3 separate regions of the Homo sapiens genome follow, and all the other regions are linked to region 1. Evidence: chromatin loops called from intact Hi-C (ENCODE). Cell type or tissue: gastrocnemius medialis. All regions are shown on one strand. Each heading gives the region's core, and the rest is flanking DNA. Links, peaks and the distances in the headings are about the cores only.

The links. Hi-C counts contacts between places; a loop is a spot of excess contacts. Peaks named below come from ENCODE experiments on the same cell type or tissue, not always from the same donor. Only the 100,000 strongest peaks of a DNase experiment are listed, where the experiment ranks them.
Region 2: a loop joins it to region 1, with 2.2 times the contacts of the local background. A loop is called at or near these places in 3 of 110 quality-filtered maps.
Region 3: a loop joins it to region 1, with 6 times the contacts of the local background. A loop is called at or near these places in 11 of 110 quality-filtered maps.

The regions. Positions count from the first base shown.
Region 1 is chr6:111,206,580-111,216,649 of GRCh38, reverse strand. It overlaps SLC16A10 (solute carrier family 16 member 10), which reads right to left. Exons shown (of 6, transcript NM_018593.5): 4 at 9,915-10,058. Among named protein-coding and RNA genes, the nearest start is that of SLC60A2-DT, 48 kb to the left of the region's middle. In gastrocnemius medialis, for the core only: CTCF peaks have their summits at 5,987 and 6,190 (motif pointing right); a DNase peak (open chromatin) is centred at 5,029; H3K27ac peaks cover 2,247 bases.
Region 2 is chr6:111,118,546-111,128,615 of GRCh38, reverse strand. The region is part of intron 1 of SLC16A10 (solute carrier family 16 member 10); the gene reads right to left. Among named protein-coding and RNA genes, the nearest start is that of SNORD166, 9.7 kb to the right of the region's middle. In gastrocnemius medialis, for the core only: no CTCF peak of the experiment used is centred there; DNase peaks (open chromatin) are centred at 5,485, 6,083 and 6,485; H3K4me3 peaks cover 830 bases; H3K27ac peaks cover 2,500 bases.
Region 3 is chr6:111,031,665-111,041,734 of GRCh38, reverse strand. No RefSeq gene overlaps it. Among named protein-coding and RNA genes, the nearest start is that of SLC16A10, 51 kb to the left of the region's middle. In gastrocnemius medialis, for the core only: no CTCF peak of the experiment used is centred there; no DNase peak of the experiment used is centred there; H3K27ac peaks cover 986 bases.

The DNA of each region.
Region 1 (10,070 bases), core at 4,898-7,397:
AGGTCAGGAGATCAAGATCATCCTGGCTAACACGGTGAAACCCCGTCTCTACTAAAAATACAAAAAAAAAAAAAAAAAAGTTAGCCGGGCGTGGTGGTGGGCGCCTGTAGTCCCAGTTACTCGGAGGCTGAGGCAGGAGAATGGCGTCAACCCAGCAGGCGGAGCTTGCAGTGAGCCGAGATCGCCCCACTGCACTCCAGCCTGGGCGACAGTGTGAGACTCCCTCTCAAAAAAAAAAGAAAAGAAAAGAATACGAGTTGGGCATTTGAAAAATAAGCCTAGCACTTCACACTAGCATTTCAAAAGAACAAAATCTCCCCATTCTCCTGACTTTTGTTTGCCAGTTAAATATCCTTTTCTCCAATGCAACTTCCATGACAGCACAAGCATAATTTCTTAGTGGTGAGTAATTGTTGGGCCTACAGCCTGGCAGGTTGGAAAGAACTGGGGCTCAGAGGGACACTACCAGGTTCTAAGCTCTCTATGACCTTGAGCAAGTAAAAAGACTTCCTGATACTTCCCATTTATTGAGACAAAAAGAGATTTAAAGATAAATCAAAATGTAGAAAAGGGTTTGAAATTAACAAGCAGGTAAAGATTTAAGTAGTAATTTTTATTGAAAATCTAAGTAGATAAACCCCAATTTTTTATTTTTGAAACAGGTCTCACTTTGTTGCCCAGGCTGGAATGCAGTGGTGCGATCATAGCTCACTGCAGCCTCAACCTCCTGGGCTCAAAGTGATCCTCCCACTTTAGTCTCCCAAGTAGCTGGGACATGCCACTATGCCCGGCTAATTTTTTATTTTTTGTAGAGATGGGGTCTTACTATGTTGCCCAGGCCATTCTTGAACTCCCGGGCTCAAACAAACTACTTGCTTTGGCCTCCCAAAGTGCTGGGATTATAGGCGTGAGCCACTGCGTCCAACTCTAATATTCTTAACAATAGAAACATTTTTATTCTATGTACAAACATAAAAGGAGATAAACATGGAAAGTTACTTAAATCTTAGAAACATATCTATAATCACAAACTCCAGAGAATCTAGAATAAAACTTTAGGATGGTACGGGGCCAGATTCAATGGATTTAATTGTTAAAACTATAGACCAAACATTCCCAACCATGCCACTGTAATTATACAAGGTTTTCAGGAATATATATTTTTTTCTTTTAATGTGCTTCATATTTTTTTTCTATTTTGGTCAGTACATATTTCCTTTTTTTTTTTTTTTTTTAACACCAGTACCACTTGCCAACAAATTTCTTTAAAGATAAGAAAACCAGCTCTGTGGAATTTTATACTTAGTTAGTGTTGGAAGCCTAGTACAGTACTTGGCTTTGTTAACTTTTCAACTTTGTTAAGTGCTAATGTTGTTTTAGAACAATTTACATAACATGAGTCTTGGAACTTGGCCTCTTCACGTTTTTGTTCTTTGGTCAGTTTTGTAAAAATTATTCAAGTAAAAGTTTCCAACTTATTGCTATATATTTTGAGCATAATATTTCTTTTTTTTATTTTTTTTATTTTTTTGAGATGGAGTCTTGCTCTGTCACCCAGGCTGGAGTGCAGTGGCGCGATCTCGACTCACTGCAAGATCTGCCTCCCAGGTTCACAACATTTTCCTGCCTCAGCCTCCCGAGTAGCTGGGACTATAGGCGCCCACTACCACGCCTGGCTACTTTTTTGTATTTTTAGTAGAGATGGGGCTTCACTGTGTTAGCCAGGATGGTCTTGATCTCTTGACCTCGTGATCTGCCTGCCTCGGCCTCCCAAAGTGCTGGGATTACAGGCATGAGCCACCGCGCCCAGACTGAGCATATTATTTCTTAATACTTTCCCTGACTGCAAGTTGTCCTTTTCTCCATTCAAGCTATATTAAGTTATATTCTTATTAAAATTAGGCAATGATTTATGTAGTTATTTAAATGTAAAATTTTTTCATTTTCCTTTAAGACTTGTGTTTATAGAAATTTACACATCTATTCTTTAAGTACTTCTCAGAAAAATACTTTGCTTCTTCCACCTTATTTGTAGCTACTGTAGTGATGCTCTTTCCCAGCAGATGTTAATACCCAGAATCTGGCTAAATGTGGAGGTAAGTAGGTGAGGCTCGTGAGAACGTACCTATTCCTTATATGCAGGGATGCCTGGGCCACAAGGAGCACATGCCGACGCTCGGCAAACTATACATATAGCAGGTTCAATGCTTCATCACTCCCCAGAATAAAGATTGATCCAGGCATCAAATACTGATCTGGTGATGCTGGGACTCAGTGTGAAAGATGAATAAACTTAGTATTACATACAATCTTTTAAAACTTGCTCTCAAACACAGCAGCTCTGGTTAGATTCGAGTAAGGAATTCACAGGCTCCTTATTTTCTCCTAGGCTCTGGCACTGACACTTAATAAGCCAGTGACAGTTTAGATGTCTATATTGCTTTTGTTTTCTTTAAGGAAATATATCATAAATATATAATACTTGTTATAATAGTACAGGCTATAGAAGTATTAACCTTCTATGAGTTAGTGTATGCACATGAGAACAAAAGATTCCTTTTGCTCTTACTTTTCCCATTTCTATCTCAAGGAGAGCATTGCTGGAGAAATGTCAGTTTAGGTTTTGCTCAAGAATCTTAAGTGTAGCTCAAGAGGAAACAATGAGCTGCACCTGAATAAAAGAAGGCATCTTGGAGATAGACATGTAATTGACGTTCCTAAAGTTTAGCCCATATAAAGTCTCCAGACTTTCAGAACCTCTGGCTAGGCACCCAGGACAGAAAACAGTTGGCAACAGAGTTCTGCTGGCCCATCACAAACTAAAGGAAAATGTCAGGCCACACAGCAGGTGGCTGGATTCTTCTGAAGCACACAGAGGCCAGTGTCACTTCGAAGTGCTTCACAGGGAGTCTGTCAACCTTCTCCATGGCACATGGTTACTCTCACTTCTGCCTGATGGAGAAACATGCATTTGATACGTTCACACCCAGTGCCACAGTCTAGATGAGACTGAGTACGGAGCCTCTGATCATTTACTTAGGCTGGGAAGTTGTTAAGTATTTGGATTTACTACTTTGGAAATAGCTTACATTTGATAAAGTATATACCCTCATCCCAAGATATCTTTAGGCAAATGTAAAATGCTAAAATGGAAAATGGAGCAACACTGATCCAATTCATTCTACCTGAACCGGAAGAGGAAGCTTAGGCAGACTGATGGATAGGAAAGTCATTAATATTTCTACATTACAAAAGTAACTCATGAATATATTTTTTAAAATTCAAACCTTAGAGAAATGTACACAGTAATATATGAAAGTCTTCCTACAACCTCTTCTCACTCTCAACCCATGCCCATTCACCTCCTCAGGAATCAACACTTAACAGTTCGGTTTGCATCCTTCCAGAGCGTTCCTGTGCACATGTGTGTGTTGTCTGGGTTGTCTGCTTTATGTGCATGGACATGATGTCCATGCTTCAATATGTCCATGTCACAGAGAAATATGACACAATGGAAAAGTGATCTAAATTCCAAGTTTTCAATTCTTTCATACACAGTTTTAACTTTCAAACCTTTGAAATATTCTCACCCTTCCAAAACACTTATATATTACATTAAAAACACAAATCTGTAGTAATTTAATGGTGACTAGAAACACAGGCCTATAAGATTAAGAAAATAGTAAAAAGATACCACGACACACGTAGCTTCTCCTGTCCCAATAAAGTATATATTCTGGGAACTTTTGCAAAGCTTTTCTTTAACCATTATTATTCTACGTAATGCACTTCAGTCATCTCTTCTGGCAGGAGCAGTAGACTTGACTCAGCATTTTTTTTTATTTTTTTATTTTTTTGAGACAAAGTCTTACTCTGCCACCCAGACTGGTATGCAGTGGCATGATCACAGCTCACTGCAGCCTCAACCTCCCCAGCTCAAGCAATCTTCCCATCTCAATCTCCCAAGTAGCTGGGACTACAGGTGTAGGCCACCATGTCCAGCTAACTTTTTAATTTTTTGTAGAGATGAGGTCTCACTATGTTGCCCAGGCTGGTCTTGCATTCCTGGGGTCAAGGGATCCTTCTGCCTTGGCCTCCCAAAGCGCTGGGATTATAGGCATAAGCTACTGCAACCAACCACTCAATATTTAGAATTATTAGGTTGAAAACACCTGGGACCCAGGACCTTGATGGAAGTTTAAATTCAGAACTCTTAAGCAAAAATGTGAGATAAATTCATAAATTCTTTGTTACCTATAAGCAAAGACTCTAATTCAGGATTAGACCCTAGTCTCCTTTCTTGAGACCTATTCCAAATCAGGATCTGCTTTCAGTATTTAATAAGATATTAAAACATAACAGATGCAAGGATTTATTAATCATCCAGTCTGGGCTAGGCACTTTACATAACCTGCCACCAAGAATCCTCACCACAGCCCTCTGCTGATTCTCAAGTTGGTGGTAGAACTGGGGTGAACTGGCTTCTCACTCCAGAGCCTGTGCTCTTGGGCTCGGCAGCCTCCTAGACTAGGGATTACCATGATCTGAAACTAGACCATGCGGGAGGGCTATGAAGTGTGTCTGTGTCACCAGTGTTCTAGGCCTGGCTGCTACTCAGAACTGGCTTCCAGGGGACAAAGAGGGAAGAGTTGTCACAGCCCCAAGAAGTTGAAAGATGAAAGCAGGGAGCAGGTATGTCTGAGAAAACACACCACCAATGAATGGAAAGAAGGTAAGCCCAGGAGCATTCCAAGCCTTAAAGGATGGGCCAAAAGGCAGAGAGCCAGGGATGGAGAAAAAGGAAGGAACAAACAGGCAGAGCTGGAGTCAACTGCAGCAGAGAAGAGCCAAGAATCAAAAACCACACTGTGTGTTTGGGATGTTGGGGCAAGGAAGCCATGAAAAAGGAGAGAGAGGAGGTAGTGAATAAGGGAACGAGTCCAGCATCCTGCATGGGTTAGGCCTGTGTTGCGTCCTGTGCCGCTGTGTTCACAAGGTGGAGTCCGTGAGTGGCTCCTCGCAACCACAGGACACACTGAAGGGCTTTCTTTCTCCTTCTCAGGCTTGTTTGAAATGCAGCTGTCACACCTGTGACTCAGCATGTGCTACTGGGTGCCACAAACGATGCTCTACATTTGGATGCAAAAATTAGATAAGGCCTAACAGAAGCCAGATTGTGGCTAAACTTTCATCTAAAGTGAAATATTTGACCCCCAATACTAACTTTTAACTTACTGCTGTGTAACTGCAGACCAACATGGGACAAGTTAGGAAAGGCTATATTTTCTTTTGTAAATTACTGGAAACAGTCAGGTATTAAAATGTGCTCCAAAAATGTTGCAGATAATCTGTCTGCCCTATCTAGGGTAGGAGGACGTTCAAACATTGTTTTGGAATAAAATGCTGATATATAAAATATATCATGACTTTATCTATTACAGCACCATAGTCCATCATCTCTCACCTGGACCCTGAATTGATCTCCTAACAGGTCTTCCTCCCCTCTTGCACTCTTGTTTCCCTCCCTGTAATCCATCCTCCAAACACAGAACAACCACAGTGACTTTAAAAACAAAATCAGACCTACGTCCTCCAACAAAGGTCCACTACTTTTTTTTTTTTTTTTTGAGACGGAGTCTCACTCTGTCACCCAGGCTGGAGTGCAGTAGTGCGATCTCGGCTCACTGCAACCTCTGCCTCCCAGATTCAAGCGACTCTCCTGCCTCAGCCTCCCCAGTAGCTGGGACTACAGACGCGTGCCACCAAGCCTGGCTAATTTTTTGTAATTATAGTAGAGATGGGGTTTCACTGTGTTTCGATCTCCTGACCTCGTGATCCGCCAGCCTTGGCCTCTCAAAGTGCTGGGGTTACAGGCGTGAACCACTGCGCCCGGCCAAAATCCACTACTCTTAAAGCAAAGTCTCTTCATCCTGGCTTTCAAGGCTCTGTCTAATCTGACCCACTCTAACTTTCCAGTCCCTTCCCATGCCACTTTCCCCATCTTCTTGGGTTTCCACACACATTCGGCTTCTTCCTGCCTCAGGCTTGCTTTAGGAACTCAGGGACCATGTCTGTCTTGTTTGCATCACCCTAACAGCATCTGAGCTGGTGCTTGGGGCACAGGAGGCACTCAATTTTTGAATGTATGAAAGCTGAAAGTCTGTAGTGCAATAAATGTCCATTAGAGGGCTCCCTTGACACTAGAGAACAAAACTAAATGTTAGATGAGGATGTCCACAGTGAAGTACTGACAAAGTGATCATGATACAATAAATACATTTTTAAAAGCAGCACATTACCAACTCTCTTCACTTCCTTCTAGCTGTGTGACCAGACTGTCCTGTGACTGCCTGGACCTCTATACACACAGACACCCACAGTGAGGTAGCCTCTCAGTTCCTCAGTGTTCACATCTCTAAGTGGAAATAACAATGGTACCTCCTCTCTTAAAGGGCTGGGGCAAGGATCAATGAGATAATGCATGTAGAGCCCTTAGTTCATTGTCTGGCACATGAAAGTCCTCAATAAATGGTTGACTGTTATTACTTCAAGTCAATTAATGGAAGTTAACTTTATCTGTAATGCCTTTTCCAATCATTTTCCTGTGTCCAAATTTCACCTCTTTTTCAAGGCCCTGCTCAAATACTGCCTCTCATGTATAATATAATTAGACAGGCTTAATCCTCAAAACCTAAGACCCCCCCTTGTGGCTTGCCTTTACCTTCCTTCCACAGCCAAGCATTTGGACAAAGTTGTCTATATTTCCATTTGTTCAAATGATCATGATCAATTTTCTGCACCTGTAGAAACCATTCTCTGTAAGCTCACTCATAGCCTCCCTATTCTAAATTCAATGAAAACCTTTCAGCCTCTTTGTCACTAGCTACTGACACTGCTGACCACTCCTGCCCCTAGAAACACTCTCATCCCTGTTTTCCCCCTGCCTATCTGGCCACTCCCTTTCCATCTCCTTAGTCCTCCACTTACTTCATGCAGCCCATGAATGCCAAACCCACAGGCTTCCTAACCCACAGGCCTCTTAACCCACAGGCCTCTTATCCAGACTCTTCCATGAGCTCTAAACACTACTTGGCTTTCCTACAGGCATCACAAACAACATGGCAAAAACAAACTCATCACTGGGGCAAGGGCAGGTAGGTTGGGTGAAAATTTTTTTTTAATTTAAAAAACCCCAATTCATCATCATACTTAGATCTACTGCATATTGATCTTGATAAGATGGCAAAATCATCTACTCCATTACCTGAGCCACAAATCTCAGATCCAGCCTAAGTGGCTTCATCAAATTCTCATTCTCTATGTCCCTAGCTTATTCCATTTGATCTCAGTATCTCTGCCTTGGTTCTTCCTGCCTAGATGCCTAGACTACTTTAATATAGTTTCCAACTAGTCCCTGGACCTCTACTCTTTTTCTCTAAATTTTAGAGACATGGTGTCACTCTGTCACCTAGGCTGGAGTACAGTGGCATGACCATACTCCCCTGTAATCTCAAAGTCCTAGGCTCAAAGTCCTCCCACCTCAGCCTCCTGCATAGCTAAGACTATAGGCATGTGCCACCGTGCCTGGCTAACTTAAAACAATTTTTTTTTTTTGGTAGAGATGAGGTCTCACTATGGTTCCAGGATTGTCTCGAACTGGCCTCAAGTGATCCTCCTGCTTCAGCCTCCTAAAGTGTTGATATTATGGGCATGAGCTGCCATGCCTGGCCTTTTTAAAAATAGCTTTATTGAGATATAATTCATATTCTATGAAATTCACCCACTTAAAGTGCACAATTCAGTGAGTTTCATCACTATCTAATTTTATAACATTTTCATTACCCCACAAAGAAACACAGTAGCAGTTACTCCCCATTCCCTCCTTTCCCTAGCCCCTACAACCACAAATCTACCTTCTTTCTCTATGGAAAGAGACAGAGATTCCTATTCTGGACACTTCATATAAATGGAATCATTCAGTATGTGGCCTTTTGTGACTATCTCAACTCTTGTCCCCTCCTCCACTCCATTCCACTCTTCACAGTTACCAGATTGATTTTTTTTTTTTCTCTGAGATGGAGTCTTGCTCTGTCACCCAGGCTGGAGTGCAGTGGCACAATCTCAGCTCACTGTAACCTCTGCCTCTCAGGTTCAAGTGATTCTCCTGCTTCAGCCTGCTGAGTAGCTGGGATTACAGGAATGTGCCACCATGCCTGGATAATTTTTGTATTTTTAGTAGAGACGGGGTTTCACCATGTCTAATCTCAAACTCTTGGCCTCAGGTGATCTACCTGCCTCAGCCTCCCAAAGTGCTGGGATTACAGGCATGAGCCACCACGCACAGCCGAAATTGATCTTTATAAAACACAACTCAGGCTGGGCATGGCTCACACCTGTAATCCCAGCACTTTGGGAGGCTGAAATGGGTGGATCGTTGGAGTCCAGGAGTTCGAGACCAGCCTGGGCAACACAGCGAAACCCTGTTACTACAGAAAAAAAACAAAAAAACAAAAATTAGCCAGGCATGGTGGCACGCACCTGTAGTCCCATCTACTCAGGAGTTTGAGGTGGGAGGATTGCTTGAGCCCGGGATGTTGAGGCTGCAGTGAGCTGTGATGGCACCACTGTACTCCAGCCTGGGAAACGGAGTGACACCTTGCCTCAAAAAACCAAAAAACACCAACCCCCGCCACCCCAATTTATGTCACTCTCTGGCTTAAAATCCTTTAATAGCTCCTAGTAGATTGCAGGATAGAGCTCATGTACATAACCGCCCTTCCCAAGCTGCTTCCTGTCCATCCCCCCAACCAATCCATCCACTATTCTCCCTTTATTCCATTCAAACATTTGTTTCCCAGATATAACATCCCATGTCACACCTCCACAGTGTGGGAGGTGTTTCCCATGTGTTTGTCTCTGCTCGGAGCATGCTTCTCTGTCTCCCTTATCTACACACTTGGTCCTCACCTCTTAACTCTGCTCAGCCCTTCACTAGTGACTCAGATGCATGGTGCCTGTGTTGCTATGGCACTCATCTAGCAAACCCGTTATTCCACTGTGCTGCAACACTGCTTTATCTTCTCCCATGAGACCATTAGCTACTAGGTGAGGGCACAGACCATGTTTCACTTAAGTCTTCAGCATTTAGCAGAGTGTGTGGCATGAAGGAGTCACTTCAATACCTGTTCTGTTGATTGTCAGCAATGATCTTGGAATTAGCATTTGTTTATGCTCACCCCAAAACACGAGGAGGCAATTTGCAGTAAAGAAGCTGAAAAGTCACACACACAACCAAATTTCATAAGACATGCAAAGGGCACAGGATCTGCACATGACTATGAGAACTACACCAAAAAACATTCTTCATAGAAAAAGCAATGGATGAAAACCATTCTGGTTTGGTGGAGTTCCACGACAAAACAAAGAAATTGTTGTTTCATTGCCAATTTCTCATGTTTAAAACCCAAACTAATAACTAATTTTGTCCTTGAAAAACTGCCTATAGAAGTTATGTTGTAGAAAATATTTCTCATTTTTATAGAAGAATTTAAGCCACTTTGGGAGGCCGAGGCGGGCAGATCACCTGAGGTCAGGAGTTCAAGACCAGCCTGACCAACATGGAGAAACCCCATCTCTACTAAAAAAATACAAAAATTAGCCTGGTGTGGTGGCACACGCCTGTAATCCCAGCTACCTGGGAGGCTAAGGCAGGAGAATCCCTTGAACCCGGGAGGTGGAGGTTGCAGAGAGCTGAGATCGTGCCATTGCACTCCAGCCTGGGCAATAAGAGCGAAACTCCATCTCAAAAAGAAAAAGGAAAGAAAAAAAAAGAATTTAAGCATGTAAGTACATTTAATGAGACATCGGGTGATGAGAGTAATTTTTGATAGGGGAAAAAAGGTGTAAAAAAGTACCTGTAGATAAACCTTCTTCACACCAGGCACATAATCTGCAATCCGGCCAAAGAGCAGTCGTCCAACTCCTGAAGTGACGCCAATGCACATGAGAACAACCTCTTTATTTTTTTCATCTTGAAATCTTTCATTTACATGTTTCATCTATAGGCCAAA
Region 2 (10,070 bases), core at 5,045-7,544, 88 kb after region 1:
CGAGTGGCACACAGGTGGAACTCGTCCAGTAGAAATGTTTAGAGTGTGGTGTTATGGAATTAACATCTATATTTTTTCTTCAAACCAACCAGTGTGTCTTGATCAGCCAGCCTTTCTTCTCCAACAGAAGAGCACCGCTCCCTCTTCTTATCAGACCACTAAATAATCAATAAGTAATCATTAAACATATGATTGTGAAGAAATAATTAAGAAAACAGTCTCTAGTGTAGAGTTAAGTGTAGGTTTGAACCCTGGCATCACTGACCTGCTACGGGACCTCAAACAGATTAATTAACCACTCTGTGCCTCATTTTCCTCATCTGTAAAATGAGAAGGAAAGTAGCAGAATAATGGAGATAAAAAAGCTTGGAACTGGCTCTTCGTAAGCACTCAATAAATGTTTACTATAATTATAATTATTATTAGAATGCTAACCAATTGATGATAACAGTTAAACTGACAGAAAGATTCAAAGAAACAAACTTCCAAGGAAATGAAACCCTGTTTTAAGAAGAAAATTCAAGGGTATCACTGCCCCTTTTGGCCTCAGTAGAGACGAGAAAAGCTACTAACAGTCTAAAGCCTCAGAGCAAAGGCAGCAGTAATCTTGGATTGGGCCTGGATTCAGCTTGGTGAATAGGGAAGACGACCCAGTCCACGCAGGTTCACTCATGTAATCTCAAGAAGCCACAGTTTCAACAATGTCCCTCTCCATGCACAACAGGATTTTGCTTTTTCTCCTAACCCCCACTACTTCCTAATCCCTATTTTGTGTCTAGTGTTTAGAAATAGCCTTTTCACCCATTTCCCTCTACTCTGTTTCCACCCTTCATGCCCCTTCGGACTGTTAGAGCAAACAGATCCAATGATAGATAACTAGAACCATAATGCCACTTTAGAGATGACTGCTGCAAAAATACGTGATAAATATCATCCAATGATCAGATTAGGAGTACACCAGCAAGAACACTGCAGTTCTAATTGCTGATCAGCCACCACTAGTTGTATGTCACATAAGATTCTAGCAAGAAAGACATATTTCTTCTATACCATTATTTCCTTCACAGTACCTGGCCTAGCGCCCGCCCAAAATAAGACACATCACTCCCCTGCTCAAAATCCTACACTCAGAAGAAATCCAAGCTCTTTACCCTGGCCTACAAACCCTACACAATCCAGTCCCTCTACCTCCACACTGCACCAATAAAATGTGCCGCCTGTGATCCTGCCTTTCGGCTTCTGTGCTTCTGTTTCCTCCTGGGAAGTGATTCCCCCAGGTATTCATGTGGCTATGGTCACTCAGGTCTCAGATCAAATACCACTTCGTGTGATAGGACTTCCCAACTAGCACCCTTCTCAAGCATTGTCCCGTTTTACTTTCCTCAAAGTCCTTGTCACTCCATAAAATTCTTGTTGACTCATTTACCATTTCTACCACTAAAATGTAAATTCCATCAGAGTAAGCACCCTACCAGGTTTGCCCTGTGCTCCTGATGCCTAGCACAATGACTAGCGTATAGAAAGGGGCTCTCAATTTTTGTTGAGTTAAATGAGTAATAACCTCTGAAAATAATACTACCAATATTTATTGAATGCCTACTATATGCCTCCACTGTTCTAAATATCAGGTTGGTGCAAAAGTAATTGCGGTTTTTGCCGTTACTTTTAATTCTACCTATTATCTCATTTAAGCTACCCAACAATCCTATAAGGTCCTCCATTTTACAATGAGAAAACCAGGGCTTTGAGAGATTAAGTTGCTGCACCATCACTCAGCTAGGTAATTGGTAGAGCTAGTATTCTGGTCTGGTTCATAATATATAATTCATATAAAAATATAAGAACTTCTATTATTAACCACAGTGCTATACTACCTCCAAGTCAGAGTTCTTCATTTGTAATATATTAATAACCATGTCATCTCACTAGACTTGACAGGCTTATAGTAAGGAAAAATATATAAAAACAAATTGAAAAGTATAAAGTACTATGTGGATTATATTATAACATCCTAAAAGTCATGGACTGCCTCACATGACTCTAACTAGATCAAAAAGAAACGTGGTAAGCAATAAAGCTCTTTAATCTCACACTTCACCTAGGTCACAGTGCTCAGTAGTAGCATGAATATGACGCTCCTAGATATAGTTCAACATTAGTCAATGCATATTTCTACCTACTTACCATTCAGCTGCAACTGTACAAGCATGAACTATAAGAAGAAGCTAATCAAAGGATTAGTGTGAAAAAGAGGATCCATAAATACCAAGAAACACCTCCTGGTGAAGTCAACCTGCCCTTTACAACCAAACACCAACCCCAATGGCTCCTCATTCATTACATGGAAAAAACTAAGGTAAAAAACTAAGGAAAAAAAAACTAAGGAAAAAATCCAGCCTGGAACACTGTTTTAAGCAGTCTTCAAAATCTTAATATTTATTATTCTAGGACTTTAAGATAATTCCTAATTCCTATCAGAGGTTTCAACTATAAATTTAGAAATGGGCACTATCGATTATAAATCTGACATTTATGATGAGTATTACACAGATATAAACATATACCATAAAATATGCATGTGCCTGTGTTTGAACAAAGCCGCTACTGACTCAAGTTACTAATTTCTATGTCTGTCTTCTCTAAGAATTTACAACAGAAATCAGTATATAACTGTAATTCAGTGTAGAGCAGTATTTGAGTTCAAAGATTTAGGCTTGTGTCCTAGGTTTTCCAGAAAACTCCTGTTTGATCTAGTCAATCTGAGCCTCAGTTTCCTTATCTGTACAATGAAGATAATAATAATACCATCCTACCTGTTGGCCAAGTTAGAATTAAGGGTGTTACTTTATATAAAAATACACCAGAAGGTTTAAGGCAGTAAACAGACTTTACATTTTTTATATAGCAATTGAAAGGAATCCTAATAACAAACATACAGTATAAATATAAACTCTTATGGATATTCAAGAATAAAGAGAGTTGTAAAGGATATTTATTTAACCACAGAAAAATCCAAAAAAATTACATGCCTCTATTCAGACTGTCTAGAAAAATTTAACAGAGGCAAGGGAATTTCAGGGGCGGTTTGATGAGATGTGGATAGAACAGTTTTTTGGTAAACTCATTAAGTCAGAGTTTTTCAATGAGCCTTAATCGTTATGGTAAGGTGTTATATCTTACCATAAATGTGTCCTGGTTTTCCGGATCACCTTTCCAGAAATTTCATGAGGAGGTAAGTGATAACCACTCCACGCCCATATGCATTTATCAAAACATATTATTGTTTCTACAAAGGTTTACTCCAAACCACTCCCATGAGGCCTGGAGATGAACTAATAAATGTCTACAATTTAATGATAATGCTGCTTTTAATGATAATGTGAGCTTTAGTGTGGTAAATTATAGATGCAGAAAGATCTTTGGATTAAAATACGTCTTTTGGCAGGATTCACGGATCTACTGAGATGTTACTGAGAATTCGGAAACAAAAATAAACACTAATTCAGGGTTTAAATAAATTTTATTAGTAAAATGTAAAATACTTTAATAAGATACTTTCCTAGTTGTATTTCACCGTCCCATTATAGCTGTACTAAGGTTAAAGTATGACTGTCTTTAATGAATTGTGCCATGTAGTCATCAGCACTTAATGATTCAAAGTCTTACTAATTAACAGTGAGAAAAACTCCCAGAAAATGTACAATTAACTGACCTTGAACTCTGACAGTTATCAATAGATGAAAATGCAGAGGTAGGAAGAACAAACAGTTGATAAGCAGATCTATAAACATTTATTTTTCCTATAGAAAGTCTGTAAAGAACTTTTTACTTCATGTTTGTAGAGGTTTATGTAATGCTAAAGATTACACTGAAAATTATTACTCTCTGCCATTCCTACTCAATTACCTAAGCCAGAATAAAATTTTGAGAATTCAACAAAGGAAAATCATTCTGGCTGGGCATGGTGTCTCATGCCTGTAATCCCAGCACTTTGGAAGGCCAAGGCGGGCAGATGGCCCGAGCCCAGGAGTTGGAGACTATCCTGGGCAACATGACAAAATCTCATCTCTGCAAAAAATACAAAAATTAGCTGGGTGTGGTGGTGCACGCCTGTAGTCCTAGCTACTTCAGGAGGCTGAGGTGGGAGGGTCACTTGAGCCTGGGAGGTCAAGGCTGCAGTGAGCCGTGGCCATGATTGCACCACTGCACTCCAGCCTGAGCAACAGAGCCAGACTCCGTCTCTTAAAAAAAAAAAAAAATCACTCTATTGGGGAAGAATTAATAAAAGTTCTTTAAGTTTTTTTTTTTTAACTATAAGTATAAAAGTTAATTTCTTAGCCACCAATGAACCCCAAATAATTTGGTTTGGTCCTAACTTCACAAGAGTTGAAAGCATAGAGTTCCCTATATTTCTATGGCCAATCCTATTGCCTGCAGTTTACCTACTTCCTGCCAATCAAAAAGCCCATTACTAATCAAGAACCCCTCCATCTCAAGTCATATGATGAAATCATCCTGGATTTAGAGCAATCTTCTCCTAGGACCTCAGAGTATTTGGTTTGCTCCTAATGCGGCCCTCAAGCCCTCTAAAGTAGAGCAACTGGAACACAAGACCCCTTTCTCACCTCTGACTGGCTGACTTTTCTGCCCCTTCTGATCCAGGATTGACCCTCAATTCTGGGGATTCTTGAAAATTTTAAAAGGAAAAGAAGAGGGGAGAGGATTAAAGCCAATGTCTCCCAGATGGTAACATAACACAAACCCTACTTTTTTTTCTGATGAATATCAGCACTTTCTTCAGGAGGGCATTTAGGTTAGAAAGGACTCCTTGAGCCAAGGGTCACAGAAGTTACTATTACGGAAGACAAAGACTCAAATCCAGTAACCCAGGGAAACCATCCCTGCCAAGGGGCTCAGATTCAGGCTCCTATTGCCCCTTAGACCTACATCAGAATATTACTGTTACTGGTTATCTGACTTGGAACACAAAAGATACTGTCACCTCCTGGCTCAAGGGCTTAAACAGTAAACCAAATAACTGAGGCAGCAGCAAGTCTTAGCCAGTAGGTCTTGCCCTGATTCTGTCCTCATGAAATTAGACACTGAGGAAGTGGACTAATACCAGACAAAGACCCTTGTCTAGAGGGAGCCACAGTCTCAGAGGTAAACTAAACACATACCTGAGCATGGATGTGAATTACACAAGTAAATAAATAATTGATTCAGTAAGTAATGAGAGGTTGAAAGGGAATGGATTCTTTTACCCTGTAGTAATCTGAAGAGACTTCCTTGCAAGCATTAAAACAACCTGAGCTATGGCCTATACACTGGGATTATCAGGCACAGTTGCTCATGAGAGAATTATATTTGACAGGGAAGGGAAGAGTGGGTTAGAGAAGAAATAAAACTCCAAAAGCCAAGTGACTATGGAACCAGGCAGAGATCAACCCCGACAGGATGAAGACAGGTGGGAGGAATGGGCCAGAGTCCAAAGCAGCACCTGACGATAAAAACATACATGGTAATAAGATCCAGATCACATTAGGCTCCAAGATCATGCTGATCTTTTCAGTTAATATGCAACATGTGAGTGAAAGGCAAGTGTAAAAATATACCATGAACAGATGAGGCAATGTTTATTTTCCAAATGGAATGAGTCTCGGTAATGATGAAGAACTGGTAGTAAATAAAATACCAACAGTGATTATGCTCAGTACCCCTCTCCAGGGGATGAGTGACTGTCAGCAACTAAGAGTAAACTCCAACCATGCAGAAAAGCCTAAAACAGTTTTCAGTGCCTGAAGGGCAGGGTCTGGGAGGTGAGCTCCTGGCCTGGCTAAGGAGGTCGCTTCTCATCGTCCTCACCACTGCTTTACCACCCCCACTCCCCTCAATAATGCGGTTTGACACCTCCCACCACCACCAAAAAAGAAAAGCCTAAAACAGAACCTACCACTTCTCTCTGAGGAAGCAGGAAGCTGAGCTGAACATAAGAACCCGATAAGAACAAGAAGTAACAAGAGCCCTTACCTAAAGCAGGTGCTAGGTCTGCATGGATGAACTGTACCTCAAGGATCTCAATTGTGCCCTGGAAACTTTAAAGAGCACAGGGTTCTTTAAAGGCAAGGGTTCCTCCCCAGCCAGCCCACAGTGAACAAAGGGCACTAGTGGGTCATTAAAGTTCCACTTGCCTGGAAAATCAGTGATTCAGCCCAGCCAGAATCTGAACTCCTTTCCAATTGATAGCATATGGGGTTCCATCTTTAAAATCCCAAAGCATATTCTTCTTTGTCTCTGCAGTTTAGGTGGGCTTCCAAGGAATGCTGAGAAGTGGACTAGACTAAAGCCAAGATACAGAGTCCGGTCCAGGGTCAGGACAAATCATCATGCCAGCAGCTGCTCATCAATATGCCAGCACGCTGCCAGCCTGGGATAAAATGACCACCATCACTCCCCACAACACTGTGAGTCACAGACGCCTGATCCCAACCCTCCCTGAGCTTGTACCCAGGACCCAGCAAGAGGTGGAGGGTGACAGCAGAACATGGGTTTCCTCCTCTCCCATGTGACCCAGTCATCACCCAAGGTGAGGGCAACAGTGAACACGGGGTAGGGGCCAAGAAGGGCCTGGGGTGCCAGGGTACAGAAAGCCAGCTGCTGAGAGCCCATCCTGGGGAGGTGGGAAGGATGTACCTCTCATGAGCCAAACCCAGACCCCTAGAACAGCCTCCACTGGCCCACTGGGCTTATAACTTACAAAACAAGATGAAATATAAAATTATTAAAAATTTTCAAGATGCTGACAGCAGAGCATTAAGCCAAGTATGGGACCCTTCTGAGCAGAGCCCTGTGCAACTGCAGAGGACACAAGCCCAGGAATCTGGCCCTGGCTGGTTCTCTGCTATAACATGGAAAAAAAACCAAAGGAAAAGGAGGTTAGTCTGTAGCTTTCCATAGTTTCTTTAAACCAAGCTGTAATGGAAATAGAAGAATAACACAGAATTTCTCTAAAAACTATGTTTTTCAAAACACAATACAATCTCTTTTGTTTGTTTAAGACAGGGTCTCACTGTATCACCCAAGCTGGGGTGCAGTGGCATAATCAGAGCTGACCACAGCCTCAACTTTCTGGGCTCAGGTGATCCTCCTGCCTCAGCCTCCGAAGTAGCTGGTACTACAGGCACACGCCACCACGCCCAGCTAATTTTTATATATTTTGTAGAGACAGGGTTTCCTATGTTGCCCAGGCTGGTCTTGAACTCCTGGGCTCAAGCAACAGGCCCAACTCAGCCCCCCAAAGTGCCGGGATTACCGGTGTGAGCCACCGTTGCCGGCCACAATAAAATCTGGATAATGCTGCTGCCAATGAACTGGACTAATCCAGGCCTACAGGGTTACCAGAGTGCCTCAATTCCTCCAACAGGGAGTAAGAGGCACACGTGTCATTACATTTTGCTGGTCATTATTTGACCTATGGCTCACTTAAAGTGGAGTTATAAGAAGCTGGTTGTATTGTATATTCCAAAATTTCCTGGAAATAAACATTCCAAATATACTTTGAATGAATGAATAAAACAGAAATATTTGACAAAAATATATATTTTTTTCTATTAGGGAAATAAAGTGCCTACTTGGCTGCTATCTACCCACAGACTTATAAAAAATAACTTCAAAAATTATACATCAAAATAAGCTCTATTTCAGTGGAATTCAGTTTATACCGTTAGTACTAAAGAATAAAAATAACCCTAACACCTTAAGATAAATGTTTCCAAGTCAATTCTTAAAAAACAAACACACACTAAGCACTCCACAATGATTGGGACATCGAGACAACCCTAATATCTTGCTCAAATATTAATAACCAACACTATGATATGATGTTCTCTTTAAAAACAGCCAAATAATCTACAGTATCTGCTGGCTCATGGTATAAGTGAAAGTCATCTGGACCAATGCTGAAAGTGGTTCATGGACAGGCACCAGTCTGAAAACTATTACCAGTTCACAAGATAACTAAAGAAACAAAGAGTGTTTAGAAATAGCAGTTTAAAAGAACAATTTTATATCTGATAAATCTAATAATATAAAATACAAATAAAAGTCATTATGTCTGATATTTTTGGAATTCTGGAATGGAGGGATGCACACATTAACAGAATCAACTGGCATTTTGGCATTTCACTTTACTTCCATTTAAGTTATAAAATGTTATATTGTGTAGAAACTCAACTATAAAAAAGTATATTTGAAAGTGCAAAGACTTCCAGAGTTATCTAAGCCTGAACTAGTCCATAAGCTAAGTTAAATTTCTAAACAGTGACATGAAGAACTGCCATTTATCAACTCCAATAAGTGCCTCTGATTTCAAGAATCCAAGAAAGGATTACTAAACACAGAAAAAGGAGAAATGGAAAAAAATGTTTCATGAAATCCAAACTAAGGATGTTGGAAGAATGACGTCAGCATGTTTCCCTGAGTGTCAGTGTGGTTCTGCAATGTGAGGACATACGCAAATCTCTTTTTTGGGAAATGGATACAGACATTAGTCATGACCACACTTTTTTATATTTCTAGTCTACATTTCCAGTTAATTTCTAAGATGGATGTCCCCATTAATACTACTTAATGGCTTAAGCCAACTTCATAATTAAAGACTTCACCTAATAGTTTGAAAGAAATTCCCTTATCATACAAATTGGGTCTGGATACATAAAATACTTGAAAGAAGACATTCAAAATAATAAAAATGAAGACCAGCAAGCCTGCCAGTATTATGGTTTCTAAACCAGTAAGGTTACAATGTTCTGCATTTTCTCAATGAGTGTATCTGGTGTTTCTTCTTGTAAGGACACTAATCCTATCTGACCAGGACCCCACCCTTGTGACCTCATTTAACCTTAAGTACATCTGTCAAGGTCCCATCTCCAAATATTGCCACACCAGGGGTTTGAGCTTCAAAATATGGATTTTGGGGGTTACAAACATTCAGTCCATAACATATGGCTAGCATTATATTTCTACTGGCAGTGATGCTATAGAGTAAAGATCAGCACAATGTGCCCTGCAGGCAAAACATGGTCCACTGCTCATTTTTGTACACCTCACAAGCTACAAATGCTTTTTACATTTTTAAATGGTTGGAAAAAATCAAAAGAATATGTCAAAACATATAAAAACTGTGTAAGATTCCAATGTTAGCGTCTAACAAAGTTTTACTAAAATACAGTCACACTCATTTGTTTACTTGTTGTATGAAGCTGAGTAGCTGCAAAAGAGACTATGCAGCCTACTCTAAAATATTTACTAAATGGCTCTTTACAGAGAATATTTTTGCCAATTCTTGCTACAGAGGATTAAAATGAAGCATCTCTATATGGTCTGACTGACTCACCTCTAAAATATGTAATGAACTTTAAAAAGCAATACTATTTATCACTTTTACCCGGTTTACCTCCAAATAGGATCTGAGGAGACCTATTTTTGTGTCAGCGATATTAAGTTCAAAGCTCTTATCAGAACTCCTGGGCTAGCTTAGCCCTTCAAAGGTATGGCACATTGCTTGCCAACAACAGATAACCCACTCAGTTACTGAAATGCACTTGGCCTCATTTCAAAGTCCCATCCCTGCCTTCTTCAGCATGACACCTTCCAGTGACTGTGCAGACTTTTGGTCCTGTTCCTACTTTGACTGTTCTTGTTCTTTGGCTTTGTCTTCCTGAGGATCCTGCAAAATCTTCTGAATAAGCATGAAAATATTTCCTCAGTAAGAGATGAACCAGCTTCTCTGGTTGTGTGTGGCAGGAAAGGCAAGTAAAATTAGGTGGCGATACCTATTCTCAACTGCTTTGAGTCCTTCACAGCTTCCTTCAATAGTGGTCCATCAATGCCATATAAAACCTGAGATAATTCACCTTTTTTTTTTTTTTTTTTTTTGAGACGGAGGCTCACTCTGTTGCCAGGCTGGGGTGCAGTGGTGCGATCTTGGCTCACTGCAACCTCCACCTCCCAGTTTCAAGGAATTCTCCTGCCTCAGCCTCCCAAGTAGCTGGGACTACAGGCATGCACCA
Region 3 (10,070 bases), core at 7,404-9,903, 180 kb after region 1:
CCTCATCCTCCCGAGTAGCTGGGATTACACGTGCGTGCCACCACGCCTGGCTAATTTTTGTATTTTTAGTAGAGATGGGGTTTCACCATATTGGCCAGGCTGGTCACGAACTCCTGACCTCAGGTGATCCGCCCGCCTTGGCCTCCCAAAGTGCTGGGATTACAGGCATGAGCCACCACACCCAGCCTTATTGTATTTTATAGTATGAGGTGTTTCTCAGTTCTAGAATTACAAAAAGCCAATTAAGTTTTTAAGCTAAATTTGTTATAATTTTGTCTTTTGCAACTCTTCTTTCTTCTCCTCCTCTTCTTCCCCCCCGCCTTTTTTTTTTTTTTTTTTTTTTGAGATAAATCTCGCTCTTGTACCCCAGGCTGGAGTGTAATGGCACGATCTTGGCTCACTGCAACCTCCGCCTCCCGGGTTCAAATGATTCTCTTTGCTCAGCCTCCCACCATTCACCTTACAGGCACCTGCCACCAGGCCTGGCTAATTTTTGTGTTTTTAGTAGAGATGGGGTTTCACCATGTTGGACAGGCCGGTCTTGAACTCCTGACCTCAGGTGATCTGCCTGCCTTGGCCTCCCAGAGTGCTGGGATTACAGGCATGAGCCACCGTGCCCCGCCTTTTCCCCTTTCTTTTCTTCCATTGTTGTTCTTAAGTTTGCACAATAATTAGGATAAATAAGCATTTATAAAATCAGGTATAATTTAGTCTTCTAATACATATTCCAATTGTGTTGTCACATCTTTTATCCAGATTAATACCTTGGTACATATCCTTTAATTTTATTAATAAAAGTTAATTATTATTTTAATTACTTTATTTATTTATTACAGAAGGGGTCTTGCTAGGTTGCCAAGGCTAGTCTTGAACTCCTGGGCTCATGCAATCCTCCCACCACTCAAGTAGCTAGGATTATAGGCATGAGCCACCATGCCCGGCTTGTCTGCATGCCTTTCTTCCTTCTTTCCTCCCTTCCTTCCCTTCCTTCCTCCTTCTTTTTTCATTTTCTCTCTTTCTTTTTATTTTCTGATTTATTGGTAGAAATAGGGTCTCACTGTGTTGTCCAGGCTGGTGTTATTATTTGTAAATGGGCTGATTTAGGTAAATGATGGATTATCACCCCTTCTTTTTTTTTAGAGATGGGGTTCTGCTATGTTGCCCAGGCTGGGCTCAAACTCCTGGGCTCAAGTGATCCTTCTGTCTCAGTTTCTCAAGTAGATGAGACTACCAGGCTCGCACCACTGTGCTCAGCTTCCCCCATTTTTATTATTAACATTTCCTCAGCCAGGCATGGTGCCTCATGCCTGTAATCCTAGCACTTTACAATGTCGAGGTGGGCAGAGCACTTGAGCCCACGAATTTGAGACCAGCTTGAGCAACATAGCTGGGTGTGGTGGTGCGTGCCTGTAGTCCCAGGTATTTGAGAGACTGAGATGGGAGAATTGACTGAGCCCAGGAGGTCAAGTCTGCGGTAATCATGCCACTGCACTCCAGCCTGGACAACAGAGTAAGATCCCATCTCAAAATAAACAAAACAAATTTTCTCACACTTTCTTATACACTAACTATAGACTATGTCATTTGACTGAAAGAGAATAGTACATTCTTCTTTTCTTTTTCTTCTTTTTTTTGAGATGGAGTCTCACTCTATCGCCCAGGCTGGAGTGGTGCAGTGGCGTAATCTCAGTTCACTGCAACCCCCGCCTCCCGGGTTTAAGCGATTCTCCTGCCTCAGCCTCCTGAGTAGCTGGGATTACGGGCATGCGCCACCACAACCGGCTAATTTTTGTATTTTTAGTAGAGACGGGGTTTCACCATGTTGGCCAGGCTGGTCTTGAACTCCTGACCTTGTGATCTGCCCGCCTCAGCCTCCCAAAGTGCTGGGATTACAGGCGTGAGCCACCGCATCTGGCCTAACATTCTTCTTTTCTCAGCCTTTTAATAAACACTTGAATGTTTTCTTTTTTTTTTCTTTTTCTCCCTCTCGAGACGGAATCTCGCCCTGTCGCCCAGGCTGGAGTACAGTGGCGTGATCTCGGCTCACTGCAACCTCTGCCTCTTGGGTTCAAGTGGTTCTCCTGCCTCAGCCTTCCGAGTAGCTGGGATTACAGGTGTGCGCCACCATACCCAGTTAATTTTTGCATTTTTAGTAGAGACAGGGTTTCACCATGTTGGTCAGGCTGGTCTTGAACTCCCGACCTAGGTGATCCGCCCACCTCAGCTCCCAAAGTGCTGGGTTTACAGGCGTGAGCCACCGTGCCTGGCCAAAAATCTTGAACATGTTCCAAGTGCTTATTGTTAAAAATAGAAAGTAGAAAAAATATATTTTGTTTTTTAATCAGTTGCCTTATAAATTCATTCAAAATTACAACAGTTGGTTTCTAGGCTAGATTTATATTTGCTCAATAATTCATTTTGAGAACTCAAAATCACAAGTCTGGTTCCAGGTCCATCTAGTTGTAGTTCTTATTTATATTGGTAGAAAACATCTTTTTTTTTTATAAAAAGGAAAAAAGAAAATGAAACCTCAACAACAAAAAATAACTTAAAACCTGGTCATTTTCCTATCCCCAGAAGTCCCCAAATCACAGAATCTCAGCTGGGGAGTGCATCTGGTCTCGTCTCCTGCCTTCAGCCATATTCCTCTCTCTAGTATCTCTCTTGTCTATGTCCAATCGCAGAAGCCTCACTGCCTCCCCAGGCAACTCATTTCAGTCATGAGTAGCTCTACCCACAAAAAGGTTAGACTGAACTGAAAACTTTCTCCATCTCACTTTCACTCATAAGTCATAAATATGCCTCTAAATTTCTTAGAATAAGTGTAATTCCTTTTCCACTTGGTTTTCCTTCAAATGTCTGGTGACAACTATTACATCCTTAAGTCAAATGCTTTCCTTCCTCAAGGACTTGACATTGGCAGTTCTGAAGTGTGCTCTCCCAAATTTTCACATACTAACAACTTCTTGATATTCAGGACTCAGTTCAGCCCATATATTGCCTTTCAAAGAGCTCTTCCCTTGCCATTCATGTTAAAGTAGCCCCTCCTGAGTCGCTCTCTGTCTACTCTTTTATTGTTCTTTTTTTGTTGTTGTTTTTGAGATGGAGTGTCACTCTTGTCGCCCAGGCTGGAGTGCAGTGGCACGGCCTCAGCTCACTGCAACCTCTGCCTCACGGGTTCAAGTGTTCCTCCTGCCTCAGCCTCCTGAGTAGCTGGGATTACAGGCGCCCGCCACCATGCCCAGCTAATTTTTGTACTTTTAGTAGAGATGGGGTTTTGCCATGTTGGCCAGGCTGGTCTCGTACTCCTGACCTCAGGTGATCCACCCACTTTGGCCTCCCAATGTGCTGGGATTACAGGCGTGAGCCACTGTGCCCGGCCTCTTATATTGTTCTTATATCACTTATCGCTTTCTGAATGTATTCTATTTGTTTATATGTTTTACCACCTCTTTCCCTCCACTAGAAAGCGAGCCTTCTGGGGACTGGGAACCTGTCTCTTGTTCATTCAGTTCCTAATGTGACCCAGGCATTCTATTCCTAGGTACTACCCCAAAGCAATGAAATCACTTCACCATACAAAGACTTGCAGCACAAATATTCATAGCATCTTTTTTTGTAACAGCCAAAAAGTAAAAGCAACCCAAGTGTCCATAAACAGATGAATATATTAAAAATCTATAAGAAATCCATATTATGGACTACTACCTATAGCAACCAACTACAGATACATGTAGCAACACGCATGAACTTCAAAATATTCATGCTGAGTGAAAGAAGCGAGTCACAAGAGTTCTTCTCTTTCATTCCATTTATACAAAATTCCATTAAACATAAATTAATTTCTAGAGACAAAAAGCAGATCAGTGGTTGCCCGGGACATGGGGTAGAGGGAAATAAACAGGTATGAATTTTTTGGGTCAGATGAAAATATTCTGCCTCTTGATTGTGGCAGTGTTTTCGTAGGTGTTCACAAACGTCAAAACTCACCAAATCATATACTTTAAACAGGTGCATTTAATTGTACATAAATTAGGCCAGGCACAGTGGCTCACATCTGTAATCTCAGCACTTTGGGAGGCTGAGGTAGGAGGATTACTTGAGCCCAGCAGTTCGAGACCAGCATGGGCAACATAGTAAGACGTTTTCTCTATTTTAAAAATAAACAATTTTAATAAATTTATGTAAATTATACTCCAATTAAGTTGATGGAATCAAATTTTGTTCAGTAAATACTTTTTTTCTCCAGGTAAATGATCCCTGCCTAATCTGACAAGGTTTCAAGATTTTTCATTACCTTCGCCATTACCAAGTAGCTCAATTTCTCCAAGGGTGGTGCCCAGAAATGAAAGCAATATTATGATATGAACAGGTTAGAGTATATTGGGTCCCTGTTACTTCCACTTTTTTATTACTGTACATTTGAATCAGGATTTCTTGTTTTTAGACTTCAAAAAATCTCATACAAATGATTTTAATCAGCCTGAATGTTCTACTTCTGTGACAGTGCAGCTTAAATTTAGGGGGACCTTTCAGCAGCAGGCTTACATGGATGTCTGACACTGGGTTTGCCTCCAGGGGCATTTCCCAACTGTAGAACAGTCTCCTTTATCCTAACTATGTGTATATTTCTCCCCCAGGTTCTGAACTTTTCTTTGTGTCTTTTTTTTGTCTTCATGAAAGTGGAAGAACACCGTTTAAAGAGACAAAGGTCAATAGCAGCCCTGAGGCTTGTCAGTAAAGATCTGCTTTCTGGATGCCATGGATGTATTCATCATTCATCAATATCCTTTGGGTGTAGTTGTTTAAATTGCTATGAATTGGCCTGGGTGCTGATTAGTTACATCATTTCTCCATGTGATTCACATGAATACTGTGAGACACTTAAGACATCTTGCTGAGAATCCACTAGATTAGGAATTAGAAGACTTGAGTTCTAGGCCCAGATTTACCTCTTTAAGTTGTGTAACGTTGGACAAGTTTACTTAATCCAAGCCTCTGCTTTCTCGACTGGAAATTGTATAAAATACCACCTGCACTATTCAGTTTATGGAATATTTTAAATATCAACTGAAAATACCATGTGAAAGCACTTTCAAAAAAAGACTGCGCTTATCAGCCGGGTATGGTGGCTCACGCCTATAATCCCAGCACTTAGGGAGGCCAAGGTGGGCGGATCATGAGGTCAGGAGTTCGAGATCAGCCTGGCCAACATGGCGAAACCCTGCCTCTACTAAAAATACAAAAATTACCCCAGTGTGGTGGCGGGCGCCTGTAATCCCAGCTACTTGGGAGGCTGAGGCAGGAGAATTGCTTGAACCTGGGAGGCGGAGGTTGCAGTGAGCCGAGATCATGCCACTGCACTCTAGCCTGGGTGACACAGCAAGACTCCATCTCAAAAAAAAAAAAAGAAAAAAGAAAAAAAGATTGTGCTTATCATATTATTTATAATAATATCAACAGGAAATGCCATTAATGCCCAACAATAGAATGACTAAAATAAATAACATATCCACGTAATCAAATATTACAGAGCCATCAAAAATAGTGTTTAAAAAATAACTAATGACACAAGAAACTGCTTACATATAACATTGATTTCAAAGAGCAGGGCAGGCCAGGCACAATGGCTCACACCTGTAATCCCAGCACTTTGGGAAGCTGAGGCGGGAGGATTGCTTGAGCCCAGGAGTTCAAGATCAGCCTGGGCAACATGGCAAGACCTCTGTTGTAAAAAATTAGCTGGGCGGTGGCACATGCCTGCAGTCCGAGCTACTAGGAATGCTGAGGTGGGAGGATCACCTAAGCCTGGGAGGTTGAGGCTGCAGTGTGCTGTGATCATGCCACTGTACTCCAGCCAGGGAGAGTGAGAATCTGTCTTAAAAAAAATAAAGGGCAGAGCACCTAGTAAACCCTTGGGCAAGGGCCAATGATGGGAGCAGGTACAAGGGGACTTCTGTCGGTCTTTACAATATTTCTATTTCTTTTTCTTTTCCCACTTAGATAAAGGGGGTACATGTACAGTTTTGTTACCTGGGTATGTTGCATGATGCTGAAGTTTGGGGTATGAGTGATCCCATTACCTAGGTATTGAGCACAGTACCCAATAGTTTCTGAACCCTTGGCCTCCTTTCTCCCTCCCCGCTAGTAGTCGGTCCCCAGTATCTACTGTTGCCATCTTTATGTCCATGAGTACCAATTGTTTAGCTCCTACTTACAAGTGTGGTATTTGGTTTTCTGTTCCTTTACGTTAATTCACTTAGGATATTATTTCTATTTCTTGATCTGGATAATTATGCAAGTGTGTTCACTTGGTAAAAATTCGTCATGTTTTGCTCTTATGAACACTTCCATACATGTAGGTTTTAGCTATATATGTATTTAAAAATAAAAAAGCAGAACTCAAAATAAGACCACAGTTTTATTTTATGTATTTTGTTGATTGATTTATTGACTGATTGTGACAGAGTCTCATTCTCTGTTGCCCAGGATAGAATGCAGTGGCATGATCTAGACTCACTGCAACTTTTGCCTCCAGGGTTCAGGCTATTCTCCTGGCTCAGCCTCCTGAGTAGCTGGGACTACAGGTGCGTGTCACCATTCCTGGCTAATTTTTGTATTTTTAGTAGAGATGGGGTTTTGCCATGTTGGCCAGGCTGGTCTCAAACTCCTGACCTCAAGTGATCCGCCCGCCTCGGCCTCCCAAAGCGCTGGGATTATAGGCGTGAGGCACCGTGCCCAACCCCATAGTTTTATTTTTAAATTTGGGGTTTTTTAAAAGATATATATTTTAAATATTTTTTAGAGACAGTGTCTTACTCTATCAATCACCGAGGCTGGAGTGCAGTGGCAAAACCACAGCTCACTGCAGTCTCAGACTCATGGGCTGAAATGATCCTCCTGCCTCAGTCTCCAGAGTAGCCAGGACTATAGGCATGCACCACTATGCCTGGCTAAGTTTTTAAATTGTTTGTAGAGACAGGATCTTGATATGTTGCCCAGGCTAGTCTTGAACTTCTGGCCACAAGCAATACTCCTGAAATTATACGTGTGAGCCACCGTGCCTGGTCCTATTTTTATTTTTTTAGAGACAAGGTCTTGCTATGTTACTCAGGCTGGAGTACAGTGGCTATTCACAGGCATGATTATAGCATACTAAGGCCACCTGGGCTTAAGGAACTCTCCTGCTTCAGTCTCCTGAGTAGCTGGCGAAATCCCCTTTGCAAAAATTATAACTGAGGAAATTATGACAGTGAAAGAAATCAGACCTAAACAACTCCATCTTGCTTCTAACCTTTAAGCTGTCCTTGTTCATCCCTGGGCATAGGCTGAACCAACTTTGGGAAGGAATTCAGTTCATGGTTTGACTCTAGAAACAAAATTGGTAATAGCTCTTTCCTGAAACGACCCCCTTCTTGCCTGGGGACCAGTCTGCCTTCGCAGGACTAACAAATTAGCTACAAGGCTAGAAATTACAGTTTAGGGGTCATGCAGCCTCTGGCTCCAAGAGTCTGAACCTTCCCAAATTGCTCCTGGGGATAATATCACCATTGTGAAACCTACGATCAGAGCTATTGTGCAGACCCTGCACTCGATGGATCAGCTGACACCACCCAGACGGCAATCTGGCTCAACCAGTTCTGCCATCCCACCCAGGAACAGAAGAGAGCAAGAAAAATTCACTTCCGCCCCCTGTGAGTCCATCTCCAACCTGACCAATCAGCACTCCCCACTTCCCAAGCCCCTACCCGCAAAATTATCTTTGAAAACTCTGATCCCCAAATGCTCAGGGAGACTGATTTGGGTAATAATAAAACTCTGGTTTCCCACATAGCCGGCTCTGCGTGAATTACTCTTTGTCCATTGCAATTCCCCTGTCTTGGTAAATCGACTCTGTCTAGGCAGCCGGTAAAGTGAACCCTTTGGGCACTTAACTGGGACTACATGCTCACCACCACACCCAGCTTAAAACTATGCATTTTTTTCAGTGGTAAGAAATACAGCAAAATGTTAATTACCTGGTATTACCTGAGATTACAGATGACTTTTATTTTCATCTTTGCAACTTTCCCTTTGATTATCAGAAAAAAAGTTCGTTTTTTTTTTTTAAATCAGAAAAATATTCCTTGTATTTGAAAGAAAATGCTTGGCCTGGTGTGGTGGCTCACCCCTGTAATCCCAGCACTTTGTGAGACCGAGTCGGGCAGATCAACTGAGGTCAGGAGTTCCAGACCAGCCTGGCCAACATAGCAAAAACCCATCTCTACTAAAAATACAAAAATTAGCCAGGCATGGTGGTGGGCGCCTGTAATCCCAGCCACTCAGAAGGCTGAGGCAGGAGAATCACTTGAACCTGGGAGGCGGAGGTTGCAGTGAGCCAAGATCCGTGCCACTGCACTCCAGCCTGGGGTGACAGAGCAAGACTTGTCTCAAAAAAAAAAAAAAGAAAAAAGAAAAAGAAAAACAAAAAGGAAAGAAAGAAAATGCTTTCTAAATTGTAAACATATACAGTGTCAGGTGTTATTCCCAATGCCTGAAACATAATAATGCTTGATAAATGTGGAGTGATTGGTTATTGTCCTGTGAAAGTTGAACCATAAGAATTGGGTCATTCTTGTCAGATCCAACTAAAACAGAGTCAAGAAGCTAGGAGGAAAAACATTCAGGGTACCAAAGCATTGCTCCAAGAATAGACTTTCTTTGCAAGCCTGGCTGCTGAAGCTGCTTGTTGTAAGCTGAAACCAGTTTTATCTATAGCTTCTGAGATAACTTGCTACAATTCTAGGACTAATTTTGCCCTCTGCTGTTGCTCACCGATCAGAGCTCCCAGCTCCCCAAACCCACAGTGCCAACGAACTTTCTCAAAGAGCAATACATAACATTTCTCCTTTTTAATAAAACCTCTGGCCTTTTCTTTGTTCTTCAGACATTCCGAAGACCACCCAGTCTGCATGTATGTCTGAACTTATAAATTCTGAAACCACCCTCACAGGGTCGACAAGAATTGCATGTTAGGTTCTGGCCAGAAATGTAGTTATAATTTATCATTAATCAAGCTGCCCTTTGGCCCACTTCCTTGTTGCTAAATCACATAGCACTAGATACTGACCATCTGCATCCCCACTGTATGATGGACAGGATTTCTGACATCAGGGTCATAAGACTAAGAATTGACTTGCATCCCCATTGTTCCTACAGGGTCTCTGAACATTAGATCATAACACTTTTGTTTAAGGATCACTTAAAATGTTTTTCAGGGCCAGGTATGGTGGCGAGAGCCTGAAATCCCAGCACTTTGGGAGGCCGAGATGGGAGGACTGCTTGAGGCAGAGTTCAACCAGCTTGGGGAACATAGCAAGACCCCGTATCTTCCTACAAAAATATTAAAAAATTAGCTGGCCCTGGTAGTGCGCGCCTGTAGTTCTACCTATTTGGGAGGCTGAGTTTGGAGGACTGCTGGAGCCCAAAGAGTTCGAGGCTGCAGTGAGCTATAATCACACTGGGTGACAGAGCAAGTCCCTATCTCAAAAAAACAAAAACAAACAGATGTTTTTCAGACCCCGAATTCCAACAAAACAGCTGATGCCAACCAGCTTGAAGATCCCACCAGAGGAAGGGGATCAGTATGAGAATAGTTTCTTCATCTCCCTGTCCTATGACTTCACTTTGCACTCTTTCATCAATTAACAATCTCTAAAACCCTAAAAAATCCTAACCTCAAATTCCTTAGAATTGTATCTGAGGTTTCTTCCCATCTCCTCATTCAAATTTTTCTTTTCTTTTCTTTTTCTCTTGAGACAGGGTCTCACTCTGTCGCCCAGGCTGGAGTGCAGTGGCGTGATCTCAGCTCACTGCAACTTTCACCTCCTGAGTTCGAGCGGTTCTCCTGCCTCAGCCTCCTGAGTAGCTGCAATAAATAGCGTGTACTACTGTGCCCGGTTTATTTTTGTATTTTTAGTAGAGATGGGATTTTGCCATGTTGGTCAGGCTGTTCTCGAACTCCTGAGCTTAAGCGATCTGTGCGCCTTGGCCTCCCAAAGTGCTGGGATTATAGGTGTGAGCGACCATGC